2 separate regions of the Homo sapiens genome follow, and region 2 is linked to region 1. A link is a loop called in an ENCODE intact Hi-C map of the cell type or tissue named here. Cell type or tissue: chondrocyte. All regions are shown on one strand. Each heading gives the region's core, and the rest is flanking DNA. Links, peaks and the distances in the headings are about the cores only. Region 1 holds the start of CPEB1 (cytoplasmic polyadenylation element binding protein 1). Region 2 overlaps C15orf40 (chromosome 15 open reading frame 40).

Evidence for each region. A loop is a pair of places that touch in the nucleus more often than their neighbours do. Peaks named below come from ENCODE experiments on the same cell type or tissue, not always from the same donor. Only the 100,000 strongest peaks of a DNase experiment are listed, where the experiment ranks them.
Region 2: it touches region 1 in a loop (4-fold over the local background); 3 of 110 quality-filtered maps call a loop at or near these places.

The regions. Positions count from the first base shown.
Region 1 is chr15:82,641,868-82,653,820 of GRCh38, reverse strand. CPEB1 (cytoplasmic polyadenylation element binding protein 1) reads left to right here and starts at 6,458. Exons shown (of 13, transcript NM_001365242.1): 1 at 6,458-6,684. CPEB1-AS1 (CPEB1 antisense RNA 1) reads right to left here and starts at 6,051. Exons shown (of 4, transcript NR_046096.1): 1 at 5,013-6,051; 2 at 3,880-4,050; 3 at 3,675-3,792. RefSeq lists a silencer at 5,669-6,238. In chondrocyte, for the core only: CTCF peaks have their summits at 6,203 and 6,403; no DNase peak of the experiment used is centred there.
Region 2 is chr15:82,995,701-83,007,653 of GRCh38, reverse strand. C15orf40 (chromosome 15 open reading frame 40) reads left to right here. Exons shown (of 4, transcript NM_144597.3): 4 at 1,962-11,953. The coding sequence ends at 2,057. Among named protein-coding and RNA genes, the nearest start is that of C15orf40, 10 kb to the left of the region's middle. RefSeq lists a silencer at 6,943-7,237. In chondrocyte, for the core only: CTCF peaks have their summits at 6,851 and 7,065 (motif pointing right); no DNase peak of the experiment used is centred there.

The DNA.
Region 1 (11,953 bases), core at 3,563-8,562:
TAAATAAATAATACAATCCAGCCTTCCACCCATCTCCTAGGTTGTTGGGAAAGCCCTCAGGGAGCCTGGATCCCTGAGTCTGGCCTTCAGAGCACTCTGCTCCCACATTCAGTGTCTGAGTGGTGTGCCTGAGTTGGCTTCTCCTGGCTCATGAGGGCTGACTGTTATTACACATTCAGGAATTTTGTGAGCCAGATGATGTCACACTGACAATTTGAAATCAGCCGTGGTGGGAGTTTTTATGCCATGGAAAGAGACAAATGCTACAAATCACTTCCCTCCCCCAGCCAATTGTCAAACATTTACCAGCACATCACGGCCCTTAATTATCCCCATCTCTGTCTCTTTAAAATATTATTATGTATTTCAAGTTTAGAGACTATCATAACCACCTGTATACTAATCATCCAACTTGAGAACTGAAGCACTCATCAGTTCAGTGCTCATCAATCCAATGTCCCCCACACCCCTCATTTCATGACTGCTTCCTTTCCCACCTGAAGCAAATCATTCTGAATTTTCTGTTTATCAATAACATCCTTTTTTTTGTACTTTTACTATAGATAGACGTGTTCCTAAACAATATATAGTACCATACTTTGTGATGGTGGTGCGTACTACACGTTTTCAAATTTTATATAAATGGCATCTGAGAGTATGTTTTCTCCTACATCCTGCTTTTTCACTCAATATTGTTTGTAAGTCATGTTGATGTGATCTGCTGTATTTCATTTACTTTTACTTATATATAGAATTCCATTGTATGACTATACCATAATTTATTGATCCACTCTCCTGTTGGTGGGCATTTAAGATTATTTTATTTTGTTTTGTTTTTGTAACTATTAACAAAACAGCTACAGACATTTTTACTCATGTTTCTTAACACGTATGAAAGTTTCTCTAACATATTTTCCTAGGAATGGAATTGCTGGGTCATAGAGTATACACTTTTTCAAGTTAACTAGAGAATCCAAATTGCTCACCAGAGTTGCTATACTTCACATCAATAATATTTCTAGCAGCTTTATTCATAATAGTCCCCGAAGTGGAAAGAATTCAAATTCCAATCAATAGGAGAATGCAGAAATAAATTATGGTGTATCTACACAATGGAATACTACTTAGCAATACAAAGGAACAAACTACTCCTACATGCCAACAACATGGATGGATCTAACAGGTATGTTGAATGAAAGAAACCAAAAATTATATGAAGTCTAGAACAGGTTAAATGAATCTGTAATGAAAAGCAGTAAGGTAACGGTACCTTGAGGAGGGAGGTATAAAGTGGGAAGGGGCAGGAAGGAACCCAGTGGGGGTTCTGGAGAGATTCTATGCCTCCATGCGGGTGGTGGTTACCTCGGTATACACTTAAGATTTGTGTACTGTGGCCGGGCGTGGTGGCTCACGCCTGTAATCCCAGCACTTTGGGAGGCCAAGACAGGTGGATCACAAGGTCAAGAGATCCAGACCATCCTGGCTAACAGGGTGAAACCCCGTCTCTACTAAAAATACAAAAAATTAGCCGGGCGTGGTGGCGGGCGCCTGTAGTCCCAGCTACTCAGGAGGCTGAGGCAGGAGAATGGCATGAACCCAGGAGGCAGAGCTTTCAATGAGCCGAGATCTCGCCACTGCACTCCAGCCTGGGCGACAGAGCGAGACTCCATCTCAAAATAAATAAATAAATAAATAAATAAATAAAAAAGATTTGTGCACTCTATGCATTGCCTTCTCTCCATTAAAAGATATGAAACATAAAAGCACACACCAAAGTAGCTGAATCAGTTTACGCCCTCACTAGCAGTGATCCTGCTACTGGGACAGTGAAAGTTGATCATTTTTTTCCATTTGAAAAGTGTGGCACGGCATCTGATTGTGGTTTCATTTGCATTTCCCTGGTTACTGATGAGGGTGGGCATCTACTGATGTTTCTTGGCCATTTGGATTTTCACTTGTGTCAACTGCCCATTCTCATCTTTTGCCCATTTTTCTGTGGAGTTGTGTTTTTTCCTCATTGATTACAGAACTTCTTACATAGTCTGGAAACTAGTTCTTTGTAAATACATGGATTGGAGATACCTTCTTCCAGTCTATGGCTTGTCTTTTCAAGCTTTAAACAATATCTTTAGCTGGGCGGTGGCTCACGCCTAATCCCAACACTTTGGGAGGCCGAGGCGGGCGGATCACGAGGTCAGGAGTTCGAGACCAGCCTGGGCAACATGGTGAAACCCCGTCTCCACTAAAAATACAAAAATTAGCCGGGTGCGGTGGCAGGTGTCTGTAATCCCAGCTACTCTGGAGGCTGAGGCAGAAGAATTGCTTGAACCCGGGAGGCTGAGATTGCAGTGAGCCGAGATCGTGCCACTGCACTCCAGCCTGGGCGACAGAGCAAGACTCCACCTCAAAACAAACAAACAAACTCTTTTAGTAAACCAAAGTTTTTAATTCCAGTGTGGTCAAATGTATTGTCTTCCTTTATATCCTGTGCTTATTGTTCCAATCTTATTTTTCCAAGTTTACAAAATTCATCCACGGGCTGAGGTAAAAAAAAATTCTCCTATATTTTCTTCTGAAAAAATTCTAAGTAAAGCTTTTCAGAATTGTATTTTTAACTTACTTTTGTGTACGATGAAAGGTGGGGCCAATCCACTCTTTCTTTTTTTTTTTTTTTTGAGATGGAGTCTCGCTCTGTCACCCAGGATGTAGTGCAGTGGTGAGATCTCGGATCACTGCAAGCTCCGCCTCCTGGGTTCATGCCATTCTCCTGCCTCAGCCTCCCAAGTAGCTGGGACCACAGGCGCCCACCACCATGCCCAGCTAATTTTTTGTGTGTATTTTTAGTAGAGACGGGGTTTCACCATGTTAGCCAGGATGGTCTCGATCTCCTGACCTCATGATCTGCCTGCCTAGGCCTCCCAAAGTGCTGGGATTACAGGCATGAGCCACCGCGCCTGGCCCCAATCCACTTTTTTATCCCACTTAAAAGGAACTTGAAAAAACAAAGAACATGGTTTCTTCTGTACAGAGCTTGGCAAAACTTGAGCAGAGACTGTGTGTGTCTACCTTGTGGTCTTGAGTTCCTGAGTGAATTCCTTTTCTTATCTTTTGCAACCAGGAAATTATTTTCTCCCATCAAACTTCTCTCTTCTTTTAGCTCTCTGCCTCCTGCAGAAGCACTGAACACTTGAGCATATAAAAGACTATAGGGTCCCTCCTGTTTCCCTAGTACACATATTTAAAATGTAGTCCAGCTAATTATATAGTTGGACTTAAAATCAGTATTGTAAGTCTGGGGCTTGACTGCAGAGACAGTGCCAGGCATAGCTGGGCTCAAAGGCTGTTTGTTGACTGGGAGAATAGATAATGCTGCCTATTTGTTTCTGCTGCTTCTGCCAGTGACCAGCTGTGGGGACTTGACCAAGTCATTTAATAAATTCACCTCTGTCACTTTCCACACCCTGCCCTGTGGATTATGGTCACCTTCAGAGGGACTGTTCTTCCTGTATGACCTGCAGGCCTAGCCAAGTCCAGGTAGGGAACAAGGACTTGCCCACACCTGAGGTCATGACTGCATTTGGTCAAAGTTACCTCTTCTCTCAACATCTGCAGTCAGCTCTGGGGTCATTCACAGATAAGCACACACATAAGCATGCTGGAAGTTTTATTCTCACCTGGTTAAGACTTCAGGCTCTGAAACCAGAAGACTGCCTTGGTTTGAGTCTTTGCTCTCACACTTTTAGCTGGGAGTCTTTTGGCAAGTTACTTAACTTCTTTGAGCTTCAGTCTCATCTGCAAAATGAGATAACATAGGTAAAGCACTCAAAACTTTCCCACGCGCACAGTAAGTGGTCAGTGAAGACGAGCTATTATTATTACCTGCAACAGAAAGTTTAGGGAGAGAGATTTTAGGCAGCAGAAGTTTCTGTTCCAAGTCTCTTGAAAGATGCCTTCATTTTCTTATGGTTGACAGTTTTGAAATATGACAGGGCCTCCAGACACCCGCTCCCTTGGGCACTATTCTGGGTTTCAGGTTCTTATCTTGCTCAGCTTTTGGGTCAGAGAGGAGGAAACGATGTCAGGGATCACAAACTGGCAGCCGGTGAGCTGCATGGGGCCCCTGGACATGCTGGGCTTGGCTCTTTTCATTTGAATTAATAACCAACATTAAAATTCACATTCAAGATTTCACTTAAAAAAGTACTTCCAGCTTTTCTTGAAAGATGACTGGGCTGGGACCTCGTTTCTACATGGTGCCCACCAGCTAACAGCCCTTTTGGGTGTGCCTTGGGCCTTCAGTGCTGTCGCCCACCCTCACTTGGCTCCTGTGCTGTAGGCATCTGGGTGTGCCACCCTATCAGAAGCAGCCATCCTACGCTGCTTGTGGGCCAGGACAAGACTCAAGTAGGCTACTCCTGGAGAAAGCATGGCTCAAGAGGTAGGGGTCCCAGCGAAGTTGCTCCTGCCTTGTCCCTGTAGTCATCACCCTTTCTGCCCATGACCTCAGCAACCCAAAGAAGCTCCTGTAAGTAGACCAAGTGGATGGAGACTGGCCAACTCCCACTGTCACTCACCCCCTCGTGGACTTCTACTCTTATGCTCACCACCCTTCCCCCCTTAATCCTTCTGAAACACTAGACTATAATATCAGCTTCCTCTTTCTCCATCACCTCAGGCAGAAACTGACAGTTACCTGTCCCTCTCCCCTTAGCCATTAGATCAAGCCCAGGAAGACGGCAGCACCATCCTTCCTAAGTGCCAGGAGAGGACCGGAGCATAGTTAGTGCTTATTAAATAGTATCATGATAACATGACACATGTAAAACACTTAGCAATGTTCAATAAACTCTGGTCCCTTTCCTCCCCACTCCAGTCCCTTGTTTTCCCCCTTTTCTGTCCAACCTCTTCTATGTCTCCAGCAACACCTTAAAACAGACCCGACAACTGCCAACCCCTTTTACAATTCTCTAATAGTTTTCCTGCTGTCTGCAGAATAAAGGCCCCTTACAAACCGGGCCCAGGCTTCCCTCCGGCGGTATCAGGTCGCATCATCCTCAGTCCTGGTCAGAGGGAGCCGCTCGGTGCCGTCCTCCCTCTCTGCCTTTGCTTGATCTTCCGCCTGGAATGCCATCTCCGACTCTGCGTTTGCCTGGGGTTTCCGGTCCGCCCCTGCGCCAGGTGCCCTAGGACGCCTGCCCTGGAGCCCTCGCCCTATCCCTTGCCCTATTTCTGTGAAACTTTCTATCTCAGTGTGTCAGGAGCGCCGGAAGCGGTTTCTCCGGAGAACTCCGGTCCAAAGAGGACCAGTGATGTCTTTGGAACTTTCTGGAACTTCCTGACTCTCGCGGCCCCCTCTGCAGCGCACGGAGCAGAGGGTCTAAAGTGAGTGCGCCTCCTGGAGCCCAGGGGCTACAGTTCCGACCAAGGATGCCAGGGCAGGCTCTCGCCCTGGAGAGATCACTGGAAGAGAAGGAGCGCGGACACGAGGCTCTACTGACGAAGCGATCGCCGCCGCTCGCAGGGGCTTGTAAATCGTGCCCTCTTTCGTTAAGAGGGAAACTGAGGCCCAGGGCAGACAGTGACTCGGCAAGGGTCACTTAGGTGATGGCGCGCTCAGGCTTAGGTCTCTGGCCCCCCAGGGGGCAGCTGTGGCTAGCAGCGGCGGCAGTCCCCGCCGGGTTCCGGGTGGGCGGCGGAGCCCTCCTCGGCTCGGCCTGCTAGGAGGGGCGGGGCGCGAGGGGGCGGAGGCGAGGGCCCGGGCGGGGCCGACACAGGTGCTCCGCATCCGGCCGGGGGGCGGCTCCGAGGAGCGGCTCGTAGGAGCTTCATAAGCTGCCGGGGTGCGGGGCTGCGCGCGGCCCGCTGCAAAAATAGTGCCCACGTGCGTGCGCGTCTCTCGCCCGCCGGCTGGCCGGTCAGCCCGTCAGCCCCGCAGGGCCACACCGGCCCCATGGCGTTCCCGCTGGTAAGAGCCACCCGCCGCTCGCCTGGGCGGGGCCGCGTCCCGGCCGCAGTAGCTAACGGTCCGCGCGCAGCCGGGTCCGGCGCCGCGGTACCCCCATCCCCCGCCCCGTGCGGGCGAGTCCCGGGCGGGGCGCGGTCACGTGCCCGCGGGCGTGGGGCCTCGTGGAGGGGTGGAGGGCGAGGGGGGCAGGGAGCCTCCTCGTGACTCAGGGCCTTTGGGCTTAAAGGCGCCGCAGCCCTGCGGGGGCGGCCGGTGGGGCCTCCGAGCCGCACTGCGGCCTCCAGGCGGCCTCGAGCGTCTGTCCAGACGGGAGCTGACCGGACATAAAGGAGCACCGGCGCCCGGAACGTTTCTTTCTCACACTGCCGTCGCACGGGAGACCCGAAGCCGCTGGCGCTGGAAGCTCACGCCCCCTGCGGGTCTCTTTAGCACCCGGCGCGCGGTGGGGGCGCCCGGGCGGGACGGGGCGGGGCTGCTGACGGCGTAGACCCCGTGCTCTGTGGAGAGCCCCACGACGGCGGCGGTCGCGGCACCTTTAAGGTGGAGGGCTCAAGCCCCTCGTGCGGCTTCCCAATCCTGGGCAGGTCACGTGGCTTCACACCTTCGCTTGGCGCCGGAGAGGGAGTCTCGGGGGCGGGGCTGGCCAGGTAGTGTGGCGCGAGGGCGGAAGACTGGCGGGGCTTCGTGCCCGGGAGACCCGCCGGGCTGGCGGCATTGAGGTGGGTCCTGGTCATGGGCGGGAGAGGGTTAGGCTTGCAGGCCGCGGAGGTGGCGTAGGCGGGGAGCGACCCGAGCCCACTCTGGGCTGTGCTGTTCGGACCCTCAGCCTGGCGAGTGGGTGCATGTGGCCTGGCGTTCTGGTCATTCTCCTCAGTGCCGGACGAGGCCAGGTGCCCAGACTCAGGGGCGGCCTCAGGTTTGGCGGAGCAGCGGCTGGGGCCCTGGACGAGTCGCCCCCCGTGATGACGAGCGGTTGGGCGGGCCTGTGCCCGCCTGGAGTCACCTGAGTGTGGGGGGACTCACCCACAAAGGGGTCCTCACCTTGGGGTGTCCCACCCGGCGTCATTCCCCGAGGCTTTTTCATGTCATGGGTTCCTCAGCGGTCGAGTCGACCGAGGCTTTGCTGCCTCATTCCTAGAGGACCCAGGGAGACCAGAAGGCTCTGTGAGCGGCCCCGCGTTGACCCCGTGACCGAGAAAAGCCAGGCAGACGCCTGGGCTCTTGGGCGCTTTCGTGGGCGCGCGCTTATTTTTCGGGGGCACTTTGCTCCCTGCAGCCCTGGCCCCTTGCACCGTGCTCTCAGCTGGGGGAAGAGAGTCGGGAGCCGAATTCGCTCTTAGAAGCCGGGGTGCCTCCCGCCAGGCCCGCCTGGGAGGAGGCCGCGTCTCTCCTCCCCCGCCCCGCGCCTGCAGCCCCGGCCCTGACTGACGCCGCATTTCTCTGGCAACCGCTTCCCTTGGTCTCCCTGGCTACCGCCCAGCCTCCCCGCGCTCTCTCCTGGCACCTGAGTCAACTACTGGGCTGTGTCGTTGGTGGGGAAGAGGGGCAAGTGGGTGGGGTTCCTATTCTGGAAGGCACAGGTGCACCGCCCGCCTCTTGGCTGCCCCTCAGGTGACGGTGCGGTCCCTTGCTAGCGGGAAGAGTGTCTGCTAAGGACAGTTTGCACCCTGAGGCTCATGTTCCCTTTGAGTCTAGGGACACATGCTGGGTTAAAAAATAAAAATAAATTCAAACAGGACCCAACCTTGGAAACCTCAAGTTGGTGATTGTTTTCCTGGTTGGTTTTTTGCATAGTTAGAAAAGCTTGTGGAGCTCAATGGGGCTGCTGGCTGTCGGAAAACCCTGGGGACGGTGTTTTGGGGACTCATCACTGGTCTTTTATTTGTCCCCATTGAGCTGGCTTGGAGCTGAACTGTATTCCCAGAGCACGTTGCTGTAGGAGTTTGGCTTTTTATTTTTTAATATTTATTTATTTATTTATTTATTTTGAGAGGGAGTCTTGCCCTGTCACCCAGGCTGGAATGCAGTCTCGCGATCTTGGCTCACTGCAGCCTCCGCCTCCCGGGTTCAAGCGATTCTCCTGCCTCAGCCTCCTGTGTAGCTAGGATTACAAGCTCGTGCCACCACGCGCGGCTGATTTTTGTATTTTTAGTAGAGATGGGGTTTCAGCATGTTAGCCAGGATGGTCTCGAACTCCTGACCTCGTGATCCGCCCACCTCGGCCTCCCAAAGGGCTGGAATTACAGGCGTGAGCCCCCTTGCCTGGCTGAGTTTCGCTTTTTAAATTTTTTGTCACGGCGATTTAAACTTTGGGTGGCCTGGTAGTGCCTGCTCAGTTTATAGAAGTAGGATTTGGAAGTTGACTACTCTGTGTGTAAGTCAACCTTTGTAATAAAAAAGTACGGCCCGGCCCCATGACTCACGCCTTTAATCCCAGCACTTTGGGAGGCCCAGGCGGGCAGATCACCTGAGGTCAGAAGTTCAAGACCAGCCTGGCCAACAAGGTGAATTCCCGTCTCTCCTAAAAATACAAAAATTAGCCGGGCATGGTGGTGGGCGCCTATAATCGAAGCTACTTGGGAGGCTGAGGCAGGAGAATCGCTTAAACCCAGGAAGTGGAAGTTGCAGTGAGCCGAGATCAGCCACTGCACTCCAGCCTGAACGACAGAGCGAGACTTCGTCTCAAAAAACAAAACAAAACTTGGTTTCCCCCCTCCGAACCGTTTGTCTTGTAAACAACTCCCTGGTCTAGGCTCCCATGTGTGGGAGGGAGGTTGTGCCAGCCTGTGCAGCACATCAGAGGTTGGAGAGCTGATGCCTGTGGTGAATAATCATGGAACCGTTTGCAGTTTGGGTTAGGCCATAGGCGTTTGATACAGGAATGGTTCTATGTGCTTTTCTTTCGCTGTAGTGCACAAACCAGTGCCCATGAAGTAAAAAGTGGAGGAGGAAGATAAAGTAGTAAGACTCCAGGCTCAGCACCAAACTTAACTAGTGACCAAATGATAATAGCTGCCTTAATAAGCATTTTCACTGAGCACAACCATTAGTTTTATTCTTAGTCTTTAAAATGGGTTGCAAACTCAAACCCTATAGGGGCCAGAGGTAACATAAATGAGCAAAGGAGGAGGAAAGAAAGGTAATGGCTTCTGAACTACAGAGTATGTGCCTCTTTGAAAGGAGCAGCCACTAGCTGATTGTTGCTCAGCAAAAATGTGGGCCCAGAGTCGGTGGATCTTTGACTTGCTTCTAAACTGGCTATCTCTATTTTGATGGATCTCCTGACTTTTAAATGTAGCATTAAAAAAATTTTAAACACTATAGACCAAATGTAACATGTCTTTAATGTTGGATTCAACCTGAAGGCTAGTTTGGAATCTGTCTTAAAACATCCGTTTTGGATTTCCCCGCTGTTTTGCAGAAAAGGAAACAGGCTTTAGAAATCAAGTCACAAGGCTGTTAAGTGATGGAATTGTGTGAACCTAGGTCCTTCTGGTGCCGTAGCCCAGCCTATTATGTGTGTTCTGTTATGTCAAAGGATCAAGGGGTTATTGGTGGCGTACATTCTAGAAAAAAGGTGGTGGTCTGGGAGCTGGTCACATTTATAGGCAAAGTGAACCTTAACTGCATTGGCAGGAATCCCAGTTGCTGTAGAAGTCAGTGTGGGTCTTCTGAGTGTTAGTACAGCAGTGCTGATGTTAGGAGGAATGTGCTGTGTCTATCATTCCACAATGTATGTCAGAGCAGTTAGCTGATCCTGAGAGCCGGAGGTCTGGGGAAGGCAGGCTCCTCCCACTGTGGGGGTGACCCTCCCAACCCTCTGCACAAAAGGCTCCTTTTTTTCAGGACAGTTAAAATTTCAGTACTAACTTTTTCTGTCTGAGGCAAGGCAAATTTGAAATTATATAATTGTTTTAAGACCTGTAAAAGTAACATGGAGCTTACTAAATCTCACCTTGTCTGTCTTAGCTAAGATTCCCATAATGCTGTCTCTTAGATTTCCAGGAAGAATTAATAAAGGTTAAAAAAAATTTTTTTAAAGCAGTCTGTGGTAAAATCTGAGATAAGCTCCCGGGGCATAAAATAGCCCTGCCCCAGAAATGAGGGGCTGGGGTTTCAATTCTGGATAAAACTTAGAATCCCAGCATTGTACACAGCCACACTTACGGATGTAAAGGGGTATGTACATTTTTTTTTTCCTATATTTCATTTTCAAGGATTTTTTTTTTTTGAGATGGAGACTCTGTTGCCCAAGCTGGAGTGCAGTGGCACAATCTCGGCTCACTGCAACCTCCGCCTCTGGGGTTCAAGCAATTCTTCTGCCTCAGCCTCCCAAGTAGTGGGGACTATAGGCACGCGCCACCACGCCCGGCTAATTTTTGTATTTTTACTAAGATGGGGTTTCACCATATTGGCCAGGCTGGTCTCGAACTCCTGACCTCGTGATCTGTCCGCCTCAGCCTCCCACAGTGCTGGGATTACAGGTGTGAGCCACCGTGCCCAGCCTCATTCCCAAGGATTTAAAGGAGTAAAAAGCATATTCAGAGCTTTTGCCAAAGAATTTTTTTCTGTGAGAATGTAAACTCAGACACAAGCTAGATAGCTTTCTTACCTGTATCCTGGAAAGTTTTTGGAAAGATGAAAACTTTAAAATGTTACCTGCCTCTAGCTGCTTCTTAGCAACCTTTACCAGCAAGGCACTCAGCTATGAGTTCAGTGTTTGTGGATTTGGGGGTGTGGAGTGTGCTGGGGAGGGGAAGGGTGAGGTGACTAAAGTAGCTCTCTGCTGGTGTTATTTTTGCATTTATAACGTTAGGTGTTGTCTGTGCAGGCTTTCTCATTCATTGGTTTCAGGTCCCTTAGCTAAATGATTATTTTCTAAAGTTATGTTTATTTTAAGGGAAAATTAGAGTATTAGTACTTTTGGCTTACAGTTTGAGACAGAAATGCACACCAAACCTAAATATTAATGTTTACACTGTTTTTAGTAGCTAGTATTGGAGGCAGTAAAAGAATCATGGGATCAAATAACAAATTATTTTCTCTGCTATGGAGAAGTTGTGCTAATCTCATCCTGTTCTGCAAATGTGCTTTTCCTAGGCGGTATATAAACTGTACTGACTCTGGGGAGAATTTGCCAGAAAGCCCCTGAGGCTAAAGGGTAGGACGTGGTTTGCACCTAGAAGTTATGGTAGAGGGGGTTATGTAAGAATTTTGCTTCTCTTGTTTGAATTAAGACCCAGAAGCACTGATTGCACCCTTTACCGTTTCTTAAGCCTTTTAAGATTTTATTATTAAGGTTTTTTTTGAGACAAGGTCTCACTGTGTCACCCAGGCTGGCGGGCAGTGGTGCAATCACAGCTTACTGCAGCCTCAAAGCTCCCTGGCTTAAGGGATCCTTCAGCCTCAGCCTCCGAAGTAGCTAGGACTACAGCCATTCAACATGTTTGGCTACTTTTTAAAAAATTTTTTCTTTGAGATGGGGTTTCACTATGTTGGCCAGGCTTATCCTCGGCTCAAGCCATCCTCCTGCCTCAGCCTCCCAGAGTATTGGGATTACAGGTATGAGCCACCATGCAGGCTCTTAAAGCTTTTTGGTCACCATGAACTTTGCTTCCTTTGCACCCAACATTGCAGTTTTGGAAATGCCCTTAGTTTTTTCCTGCCGTTGTTGCAGCCTGCTTTAGAGCGTCTCATCTTCTGTGAGCACAGATTCCGTAGAAAGTTTTTATGTTGAAGATAGGACCTGCCCCAACAGTGCATTTCTCAATTATAGTAAACTAGCTGAAAAAGATTGAACTAAAACATGTATGATGTAATATTTCATATTTTCATAGGAAAATTATCTGACTTGCTGTAAAAAGTTAGTATCCAAATTTCAGAGTGCTAAATTCACATTGTAGATGTAATTTCCAATGAATTTTATTAGGTGTCATTTTAAAGCCCAATGTTAGGGATTATTTTGCCACCCTAATATATAATGTGGTT
Region 2 (11,953 bases), core at 4,485-9,484, 350 kb before region 1:
CTCCCAAAGTGCTGGGATTACAAACGTGAACCACCATGCCCAGCCATGTTTGATTATTACATATTAATGATGATTCATAAAATACTGATTTTTCTTTGTCTTTTTCAAATAATTGGGAAACTAGTTGTTTATAACTTTTATATTTACTTAATTGCATAAATCTGTCAATTCTTCCTATTTAGTCTCCTTCATGCCTGCTGCCTTAATCCTTACTGAGACTATCCACACTGTGTGCCTATGCTTCTTCACTGCCGCTGTTGCCAGTGTTTTCTCCTTTCTGAATTCATTCCTGAACCTGCTGTCAGATTAATCTTGCTTAGCTCTCTCATCCTTTAAGTCATCACCACGCTAAACAATCTAAAGCAATTCCTATTGTTAGTCATCTCCATGAGGGACTCCGTCAAGTACTTTGTCCTTGCTTGCTAGGAGAAGCTCATTGGGAAGATAGAAGGTTCATATGATGTCATTAATATGGTTTTGCACTAGGGGTGGAGATCAAAGTCACCTGGGAATGATTTCTAAATACAGATCCCTGGGTATCACTCTAGGCTTCTTGAAATAGAATCTGCAGGAGGGGGGCCCAGCCATGTTTATATTTCTTAAAGCTCTGCTTGTTTTCCAGTGCTATACTATATAGCTCCTATCCAGGTTCCAGCTGGCATTCACAGTCATTGATTAACAGACTGCACCTAAAAATCCATTTGAATGCTCCCCACCTGTGGCAGGTCATTTCTGATTTTTGGCTAGTGCTCATGCGCTGACGTTTGCCTGAAAGATGTTCCTCATTCTTCTGCCTGTTCAAATTCCACTCATCTAAATAAACCCCTTCTCAAATTTTATCTTCTTTAAAGGCTGTGTTTGAAAACAAATCCTTTCTTTTTCTTTTGGGACGGTGTTTTCGCTCTTGTTGCCCAGGCTAGGGTGCGATGGCGCAATCTCGGCTCACTGCAACATCCGCCCCGCGCCCCGCCCCTCCCCGGTTCAAGTGATTCTCCTGCTTCAGCCTCCCGAGTAGCTGGGATTGGAGGCGCGCGCCAACACGTCTGGCTAATTTTTAGTAGAGACAGGGTTTTGCCACATTGGCCAGGCTGGTCTCGAACTCCTGACCTCAGGTGATCCACCCGCCTCAGCCTCCCAGAGTGCTAGGATTACAGGTGTGAGCCACCACACCTGGCCAACAAATCCTTTTTAAAGTTTTAAGTGGTTGTGAAATCGTGGCACTTGGATATGTGGCTACTTTTTGTTTGGAATTTTCAGAAATGTTTAACAACATAGAGAATAGCAATTTGTTTATATTTATAATTATTTTACTACAAAGTTTATATAAAATTGCAATATTTATTTTGGTATTTTAAAGATGATTTTCATTTTTAACTTAATTGCTTGAGACTAGAATATCATTTTTTAGATTTTTTTTTTTTTTGAGATGGAGTCTTGCTCTGTTGCCCAGGCTGGAGTGCAGTGGCGCGATCTCAGCTCACTGCAGCCTCTGCCTCCTGGGTTCCAGCGATTTTCCTGCCTCAGTCTCCTGAGTAGCTGGGATTACAGGCACATGCCACCATGCCCGGCTAATTTTTTGTATTTTTAGTACAGACGGGGTTTCACCATGTTGGTCAGGCTGGTCTTGAACTCCTGACCTCGTGATCTACCCACCTTGGCCTCCTAAAGTGCTGGGATTACAGGCGTGAGCCACCGCGCCTGGCCCATTTTTGAGATTTTAATGTCCAGCTTTTATTATAGAAATTGATGTATGAAGGTAAAAACCCTGGAGAGTTGTTAGTACTAACAAATGTTTAGTAACAAATGGTAGTAAGGAAGAATCTAAGAGATAGTCTTTGGTTAGACCAGAAGTAACCAAGAGAAAGCCATCAGGAGAGCCCATTATACAACGGAGGTCTGCTATCTCTAATAGCATTAGAATGTGCTAAACAGTAAAGTATGCTTTTTCTCTTTTGGTCCAGGGTGGTAAATCTCGTGAAAAGGTGGTGAAGCTTTTGGCTTCTACAACTCCAGAAGAGATCTTGGAGAAATTAAAAAAGGAAGCCAAAAAAACATAAAAGCAAGAAATGAGGCCGGGCGCAGTGGCTCATGCCTGTAATCCCAGCACTTTGGGAGGCCGTGGTGGGCGGATCACCTGAGGTCAGGAGTTCGAGACCAGCCTGACCAACATGGTGAAACCCCATCTCTACGAAAAATACAAAATTAGCCAGATGTGATGGCGCATGCCTGTAATCCCAGTTACTCAGGAGGCTGAGGCAGGAGAATCACTTGAACCTGGGGGGCGGAGGTTGCAGTAAGCCGAGATCGCGCCGTTGCACTCCAGCCTGGGCAACAAGAGTGAAACTCTCTCCCCCCGAAAAAAAAGAAATAAAAAATACATCCTTGAGAAACTTTTTTATTGCTAATGGTGAAGAGGCTGTTAAATAGAAAAATATACTACATGCACAGAAGAACATGGGGGACATATATATATGTATATATTCGAATAAGACTCCAAAAAGTAGAAATTTAAAAAGTGCTATACATTGCATCAGGTTCTAAAATCCCAAACCCCAAACAGCCTGGAACATGTTACTCTGATTTCATGGCGTTGTAAAATAACAGAGCTGGGAAGAATATTCAAGATGACCTGATTTAACACCTTTCATTCTGTTGGGGGGCCTTTGATTTCCTATATCCAGAAGTTGAGAGACTTACTCAAGATTGTACCATGCAAGCTGGCAACTAGAACCCAAATCCTTGGACTACTTGTTGAATGCAGTTTTTCTAGATTGTAAATTAAAAATCATATCTCCACAACGGTTCTGGAATTCTGGGGATTGCCTTCTAATCCAGTTTACAAGTGACAGAAAACCTGTTATGCTGCTTTGTAGTCTTACCTTAGATTTTTAAATGCTTATTTAAATGTAAAAAAAATTTTTTTTTTACATCTTTTAAAGACTATATTTACCATTTTGTTGAAAAAGTAAAGAAAAATCATGACTTGTAATTAAATGTGAATTATAATTTTTGAGAAGTCACTGAATTTTCATCTTCCTCTAATAACTTAAATAATCAGCAAATTCAGTAGTTTTTATGAATCTCCAAAGATCCTTAAAAGAAGAAAGAGGACTTGGAAGCTATTTTCAGTATTTGTAAAAGCTTGTCAGAAATTACATCTATATTAAAGTTTCAAAAGCTAATAATATATTTTTACATCTTCAGGTCAAGTTATAGTAATTTATTAAAGAAAATAAAATTAATTTCCTTTGCTGATCAGGAGAGCTGATCTGCAGTTGTGCGCTTTGTCCAGCAAGTACATGAGAAAGATGTATTGATGGACCAAATCATTAAAAACAAAATCCACAAGGAAGAACAATAATAAAAATTGCTGATGGTAGCTGGGCTTGGTGGCTCACGCCTGTAATCCCAGCGCTTTGGAAGGTTGAGGCAGGAGGAACACTTGAGCCCAGGAGTTTGAGACCAGCCTGGGCAACGAAGTGAGACCCTGTATCTGTCTCTGTCTCTTTCTTTATAGATAGATAGATATACATAGATAGATTTTATACATAGATATATATATTTATATGTAAGATTATATATAAGACCTCATATATAAGAAGTCCAGGCCGGGTGTGGTGGCTCATGCCTGTAATCCCAGCACTTTGGGAGGTCGAGGCGGGTGGATCACCTGAGGTTAGGAGTTTGAGACCAGCCCGGCCAACATAGTAAAACCCCATCTCTACTAAAAATATAAAAACTAGCCAGGCATGGTGGTGGGTGCCTGTAATCTCAGCTACTCGGGAGGCTGAGGCAGGAGAATTGCTTGAACCCAGGAGACGGAAGTTGCAGTGAGCCCACACGGTGCCACTGCACTCCAGCCTCGGCGACAAGAGTGAGACTCCGTCTCAAAAAGAAAGAAAAAATCCCAGACAGTGAAAGAGAAGCTACTCGTCTAGTACAACTCTTAACTTGTACCAAATAGGTATCAAGGGCAAGAAAAGGTGGCTTATGTGAGATCACAGTGCACATTAATGGCAGAGCTTGGTTTAAGCCCAGCTGCTTTGTCTTCTAAACTGTGCCATATACTGCCTGCAAATGTGCTTCTGTTTTACATGGTCTTAAGAGCTTTTCCCACTCTTTCTCAAGACCATTGCCATGTGTGCTGTAAAGCCGTTTTACTTGTGGATTTTACATGGATCACTGTTAGAATGTCATAAAATGATATCATAAAAGATCAACTTTCCTGGCCGGGCATGGTAGCTCACACCTGTAATCCCAGCACTTTGGGAGGCCAAGGCAGGTGGATCACCTGAGGTCGGGAATTCGAGACCAGCCTGACCAACATGGAGAAACCCCATCTCTACTAAAAATACAAAAAATTAGCTGGGCGTGGTGGCACATGCCTGTAATTGCAGCTACTCGGGAGGCTGAGGTAGGAGAATCGCTTGAACCCGGGAGTTGGAGGTTGCGGTGAGCTGAGATCGTGCCATTGCACTCTAGCCTGGGCAAAAGGAGCGAAACTCCATCTCAAAAAAAAAAAAAAAAAAAAAGGATCAACTTTTGGTCAGGCGTGTTGGCTTACGCCTGTAATTCCAGCGCTTTGGGAGGCCGAGGCAGGCAGATCACGAGGTCAGGAGTTCAAGATCACCCTGGCCAACATGGTGAAACCCCGTCTCTACTAAAAATACAAAAGTTACCTGGGCATAGTGGCAGATGCTTGTAATCCCAGCTACTCGGGAGGCTGAGGCAGGAGAATTGCTTGTGAACCGGGACCCTGGAGGCAGAGGTTGCAGTGAGCCAAGATCGCACAACTGCGAACTGCGCTCCAGCGTGGGCTGCAGAGGCAGACTCCGTCTCAAGAAAAAAAAAAATCAGCTTTCTTTCCTTCCCCTGAATCTTCTGCAGTGCCAGTTTCATCCTCAGGCCCACTTGTTTCATGTAGACAAAAGGCCAACCAGGTTTCATATTCACGTATCAACCCCTGCAGTAGGAGAAAAGGCCACTCCTAGGAGCTCTGGTATTTTCCAGAAGCTTTCAGTCAGCCTTCCCTTGTATCAGCCCAAATCAAGTCACATGAAATTTCTAAGCCAGCCCCTGTGATCAGGGAATGCCATTCTATAACACAAGTTCCCTAAAGCAGTAACTATAGAAGAAAGAATTACCCTAATTGTTTCAGGCCAATTAAGGCCCATCCTAGAGGTGGAAATGGGGTCAGCATACTCAGAAGCAAAGAAGTAGAGAGAGTTGGATACCTGAATAAAATTGGGAAAAGTTACAAAGAGAGGAATGGATGCTGGAGAGGAACCACCAGTTTCTACTACGATAACCTATTTACTTCATTTTAAACGGTGATATTTTAAACGTGGGAACATTTTGCCTAGTGAGTTTTTTTCTTTGAGAAACGTAGCAGTATCTTGTAACAAAGAAGATATGGGGACACTCTGTCATCAAAAACTACTTTGGGGCCGGGCATGGTGGCTCACACCTGTAATCCCAGCACTTTGGGAGGCCAAGGTGGGTGGATCACCTGAGGTCAGGAGTTCAAGACCAGCCTGGCCACCATGGTGAAACCCCACCTCTACTAAAAATTACAAAAATTAGCTGGGCGTGGTGGTACATGACTGTAATCTCAGCTACTTGGGAGGCTGAAGCAGGAGAATTGCTTGAACCCGGGAATCAGAAGCTGCAGTGAGCCGGGATCACACCACTGCACTCCAGCCTGGGTGACAGAGCAAGGCTCTGTCTCAATAACAACAACAAAAAAACAGAAACAAACAAAACAAAACAAACTACTGTTGGAGGTAGGAACTGGCCCAGGGGCTGTATTCCCAGAACACGATTCCCTTTTCCCCACTGCAAACAAGATAGTCTACAGCAGCCTCACAACTTAATTGTCTCACACAGGACTATTCCTACTGTTAAGAGATCACAGCTAAGGCTTGGGCACCTTGACCTGCTGTAGAAGCTCAGTTAATGTACTTTTCATCATCTGGGCCCTGGTATTCCCCTGTAAATACTGAAGTAGACCCAGTGACCTAGTGCCCAAGACACAAAATATTCAGCCTCCGTAACATTTGTCTAATGACATGGTTCTAGCTTTGCTCACTCCCATTAATTTCAAGTGAGTACTGGCTAGGCAGTCTATAGTGACTTGATTACACTGTCTTTCTTGTCCTGTGCTGTCCTGAGAATCCTGGATTTGAAGCAGCCTATGAATAAGGTTTGAAAAATATTTATCCAACTATGCCGACATATGATGTTCTAGCACTGCATCTGTCATCTATCACCCGCACCTTAATAAATGATAATTACTTGTGCAAACATGATGTATTAATCACTTATTAACTTGGTTGCTTACTTGACAGACACTGCTAGGTGGTTTGCCTATGCTGTACTTCGACAGATCCTGGGAAAGAACAGCCTGGCTCATTATGCCCTGGAGGCAGGAGCAGAGATTTCAGACTTCTGATTTCTGTGAGCCATTCCACACTTTCCTCTCGGTTAGGGGAGGGACAGCAATAACCAGAGGATGAAGGTGGAACCTTTGCAGTGCACACCTAGGCCAGTGCAGTGGCTTATGCCTGTAATCCCAGCACTTTGGGAGGCTGAGGCGGGTGGATCACTTGAAGTCAGGAGTTTAAGACCAGCCTGACCAATATGGCGAAACCCTGTTTCTACTACAAATACAAATATTCGCTGGGCATGGCAATGCATGCCTGTAGTCCCAGCTACTTGGGAGGCTGAGGCCTGAGAATTGCTTGAACCCAGGAGGCAGAGGTTGCAGTGAGCCAAGATCATGCCACTGCATTCCAGCCTGGGCGACAGAGATTCCATCTTGAAAAATAAAGTTCCAAATACCTAAATGCTCAAACTTTAGGAGGCAGCTCTCTGGGCTGTGGGCTGTCAGCATCCCCCTCCTAGATTCCAGGGATTTGGTTACATAGTTCTTTAGCTGTAATGCAGAGTATAAATTTTAGAACCCACATGGCCCCAAATTCAAATTGTTTTAATGCATGTAACTAGTGACTAAAAACTTAGAATTTCAATTTACATCCAAGAGGTGGCACCATAACACAACAGCAAAAAGCCACACAAACTGAAACTCGTTTCCTTTTGTAGTGAACAGCACTATTAGGTAGTCTGCAGTGCCTGACTACGGGCTCACATGCTGTGATCCTTCTCGTTTTCTCAGAGCCATTCCTTAAGCTTAGTCCCCTTGTATCTTAAATTTAGCTCAGGTCGGAGTGTTGTTAACTTGGGGCCAGCTGGGTTCGTGAGAGTCTCAGCCCATTGCCATGGTGGAGTCAGCATGGTCTTGAGTTCCTTCCTTAACTCTGCAGGTTTCAGAAATCCACGTAGCCAGTGTTTCTGAAAATGGATCTAGGCTGGGCAATTGGCAAGGAGCTAATTTCTTATCAAGATGCCAGCTTATTAACTTGAGTGAAGAACACAACTGCCAAATAGACTGTATAGTGGGATCTGCTAGTGAGAACATTCTGTCCCTTTGGGAAATCTCTTTAAGAGAATCATCATTTGAAGGCTGCTTGGAGAGCCTGGAATCAGAGCCAGGGAAATTAGGGGCCAGGGTAAGGGAGCTATGACCATCTATAGCTCCCATTTCTGCTGCAGGGATGGACCTATGGTATCAGCCAGCCACAGAAGGTCTTTTGGGACAACACTGGAGATAATGATCCTTCATAGTACAGGAACTCCCTTTTTCTAGGTTGCAGGAAGACCACCTATTTCTACCCACATAGGCATTCCTCAGACAATCCTCATAATTTAGTTATTAAGGGTTTTTGCATTTTATAATCCTGTCTGCCTCAGGGTCCATCGGTCCCCTAGATAGAGTTTGGGGAGGGAAGAATCCCCAAACTTTGCAGCCACAAGTTACGTACTCCCTGGTCATTTCTACAGAAAACTAATCTGTGATGTGTTTTTACTATCGCAGTGACGTTCAAACTGTTTCAAAGCCTTAGGTTTCCCCAGAGATGCCTAGGGGGATTGGGGCACTGTGGACAATAAGGGAGTGAGTCAAGTCAACAGAAATGCTAGCTAGCCTTTAGTTCTCTTCTACAGCCGTACTGGGTGGCATGTACACGTGATAGCTGCTCACACCACATGTGGCTATTGAGCACTTGAAATGTGGCTAACATAATTTAAAAGTAAAAGGTAAGGCTGGCCATGTTGGCTCACGCTTGTAATCCCAGCACTTTGGGAAGCTGAGGTAGGAGGATAGTTTGTGGCCAGGAGTTTGAGACCAGCTTGGGCGACGTGGTAAGACCCCATTTCTCCAAAAAAAATTAAAAAAATTAACTAGGCATGGTGGTGTGTGCCTGTAGTCTCAGCTACTTGCGAGGCTGAGGCAGGAGGATCACTTGAGCTCAGGAGTTCGACGTAGTGAGCCATGATTGCGCCACTGCACTCCAGCTTGGGTGAGAGGGCAAGACGCTGTCTCAAATAAATAAAAATGAGCCCCCTCCCCCTCCCCCTCCCCCTCTCCCTCACCCTCTCCCTCTCCCCACGGTCTCCCTCTGATGCCAAGCCAAAGCTGGACTGTACTGCTGCCATCTCGGCTCACTGCAACCTCCCTGCCTGATTCTCCTGCCTCAGCCTGCCCAGTGCCTGTGATTGCAGGCGCGCGCCGCCACGCCTGACTGGTTTTGGTGGAGACGGGGTTTCGCTGTGTTGGCCGGGCCGGTCTCCAGCCCCTAACCACGAGTGATCCGCCAACCTCGGCCTCCCGAGGTGCCGGGATTGCAGACGGAGTCTCGTTCACTCAGTGCTCAATGGTGCCCAGGCTGGAGTGCAGTGGCGTGATCTCGGCTCACTACAACCTACACCTCCCAGCCGCCTGCCTTGGCCTCCCAAAGTGCCGAGATTGCAGCCTCTGCCCGGCCGCCACCCCGTCTGGGAAGTGAGGAGTGTCTCTGCCTGGCCGCCCATCGTCTGGGATGTGAGGAGCCCCTCTGCCTGGCTGCCCAGTCTGGAAAGTGAGGAGCGTCTCCGCCCGGCCGCCATCCCATCTAGGAAGTGAGGAGCGCCTCTTCCCAGCCGCCATCACATCTAGGAAGTGAGGAGCGTCTCTGCCCGGCCGCCCATCATCTGAGATGTGGGGAGCGCCTCTGCCCCGCCGCCCCATCTGGGATGTGAGGAGCGCCTCTGCCCGGCCGAGACCCCGTCTGGGAGGTGAGGAGCGTCTCTGCCCGGCCGCCCCGTCTGAGAAGTGAGGAGACCCTCTGCCTGGCAACCACCCCGTCTGAGAAGTGAGGAGCCCCTCCGCCCGGCAGCTGCCCCATCTGAGAAGTGAGGAGCCTCTCCGCCCGGCAGCCACCCCATCTGGGAAGTGAGGAGCGTCTCCGCCCGGCAGCCACCCCGTCCGGGAGGGAGGTGGGGGGGGGTCAGTCCCCCGCCCGGCCAGCCACCCCATCCGGGAGGGAGGTGGGGGGGTCAGCCCCCCGCCTGGCCAGCCGTGCCGTCCGGGAGGGAGGTGGGGGGTCAGCCCCCCGCCCGGCCAGCCGCCCCGTCCGGGAGGTGAGGGGCGCCTCTGCCCGGCCGCCCCTACTGGGAAGTGAGGAGCCCCTCAGCCCGGCCAGCCACCCCGTCCGGGAGGGAGATGGGGGGTCAGCCGCCCCGTCCGGGAGGGAGGTGGGGGGGTCAGCCCCCCGCCTGGCCAGCCGCCCCGTCCGGGAGGGAGGTGGGGGGGTCAGCCCTCCGCCCGGCCAGCCGCCCCGTCTGGGAGGTGAGGGGCGCCTCTGCCCGGCCGCCCCTACTGGGAAGTGAGGAGCCCCTCTGCCCGGCCAGCCGCCCCGTCCGGGAGGGAGGTGGGGGGGGGTCAGCCCCCCTGCCCTGCCAGCCGCCCCGTCTGGGAGGTGAGGGGCGCCTCTGCCCGGCCGCCCCTACTGGGAAGTGAGGAGCCCCTCTGCCCGGCCACCACCCCGTCTGGGAGGTGTGCCCAACAGCTCATTGAGAACGGGCCAGGATGACAATGGCGGCTTTGTGGAATAGAAAGGCGGGAAAGGTGGGGAAAAGATTGAGAGATCGGATGGTTGCTGTGTCTGTGTGGAAAGAAGTAGACATGGGAGACTTTTCATTTTGTTCTGCACTAAGAAAAATTCCTCTGCCTTGGGATCCTGTTGATCTGTGACCTTGCCCCCAACCCTGTGCTCTCTGAAACATGCGCTGTGTCCACTCAGGGTTAAATGGATTAAGGGCGGTGCAAGATGTGCTTTGTTAAACAGATGCTTGAAGGCAGCATGCTCGTTAAGAGTCATCACCACTCCCTAATCTCAAGTAATCAGGGACACAAACACTGCGGAAGGCCGCAGGGTCCTCTGCCTAGGAAAACCAGAGACCTTTGTTCACTTGTTTATCTGCTGACCTTCCCTGCCAAATCCCCCTCTGTGAGAAACACCCAAGAATTATCAATAAAAAAATAAATTAAAAAAAAATAAAAATAAATAAATAAAAATGAAAAACAAAAGCATAATAGAAATAAAGACCATGTTGGAAACAGTGCAACAGAGAAGAGGCTGAAAACGGTATGAAATTTAGAAGGCAAGATAGAGAACAGTGAATAAAGACAGGAAAATAACAGCTATAGAAGTCAGTTAAAAATAATAATAATAATTATTATTATTATTATTATTATTTGAGACGAAGTTTCGCTCTTGTTGCCTAGGCTGGAGTGCAGTGGTTCAATCTTGGCTCACTGCAACCTCCGCCTCCCAGGTTCAAGCGATTCTCCTGCCTCAGCCTTCCAAGTAGCTGGGATTACAGGCCTGAGCCACCATGCCTGGCTAAATTTTTTTCTTGTTGTTGTATTTTTAGTAGAGACGGGGTTTCACCATGTTGGCCAGGCTGGTCTCAGACTCCTGACCTCAGGCGATCCATCCGCCTTGGCCTCCCAAATTACTGGGATTACAGGCGTGAACCACTGCATCCAGCCAAAATTATTCATTTTTGTATTGTTTCACTTTTTATATTTTTTATTTTATTTTATTATTTTATTTTATTTTAATTTTATTTTGAGACGGAGTCTCACTCTGTCACCCAGGCTGGAGTGCAGTGTCGCAGTCTCGGCCTACTGCAAGTTCTGCGTCCTGGGTTCACGCCATTCTCCTGCCTCAGCCTCCTGAGTAGCTGGGACTGCAGGTGCCCGCCACCACGCCCGGCTAATTTCTTTTTGTATTTTTAGTAGAGACGGGGTTTCACCGTGTTAGCCAGAATGGTCTCGATCTCCTGACCTCGTGATCCGCCTGCCTCGGCCTCCCAAAGTACTGGGATTACAGGCGTGAGCCACCGCGCCAGCTTTATTATTTTGTAAACACACAAGTTGAGGAAATTTTAAAATGAGAAAAATACACACACAAACAACAAAGCTCTAGCCATTAGCAATTAGAACAGCTTTATTTACCTAATTCAGACAAAGAGACTGGAGATTCTTTAGGGAGTTAAAGGCACGAGCAGTGGAAAAAAACCATGAGATCATCATCACATCATCCCCTGAAGCTGTCTCAGGAGGAGTCACTGAAACCCAGAGAAAATCTAACTGGTAATTAATACATAGGGCTCTCGTGTCCCTGAGGGAAAGGAGTGAAAACACCAACTGAATTAGCCCATACATGGGGCTGTCTGTGCCCTTTAGGGAGAGGAGTGAAAACAACTGAAATCAGCCCATCAGCCCATGAAGACACTGGTGAAAATTATGCGACTTGTCCTTCTTGCACCTAAGCAGCCCACAGATAACTCACTCTTATATACGAACCTGACTGACTGGGTAGCCATTATGTGCCTAGCTTAGTGCTGCATGCTTTATGCTCTCTCTTAATCCTGCAATGGGGCAGTCGAATCACATATTAGCTGTTTTTGTTGCCTGTTTGTTTTTGAGACGGAGTCTCGCTCGGTCACCCAGGCTGGAGTGCAGTGGTGCAATCTTGGCTCACTGCAACCTCCGCCTCCTGGGTTCAAG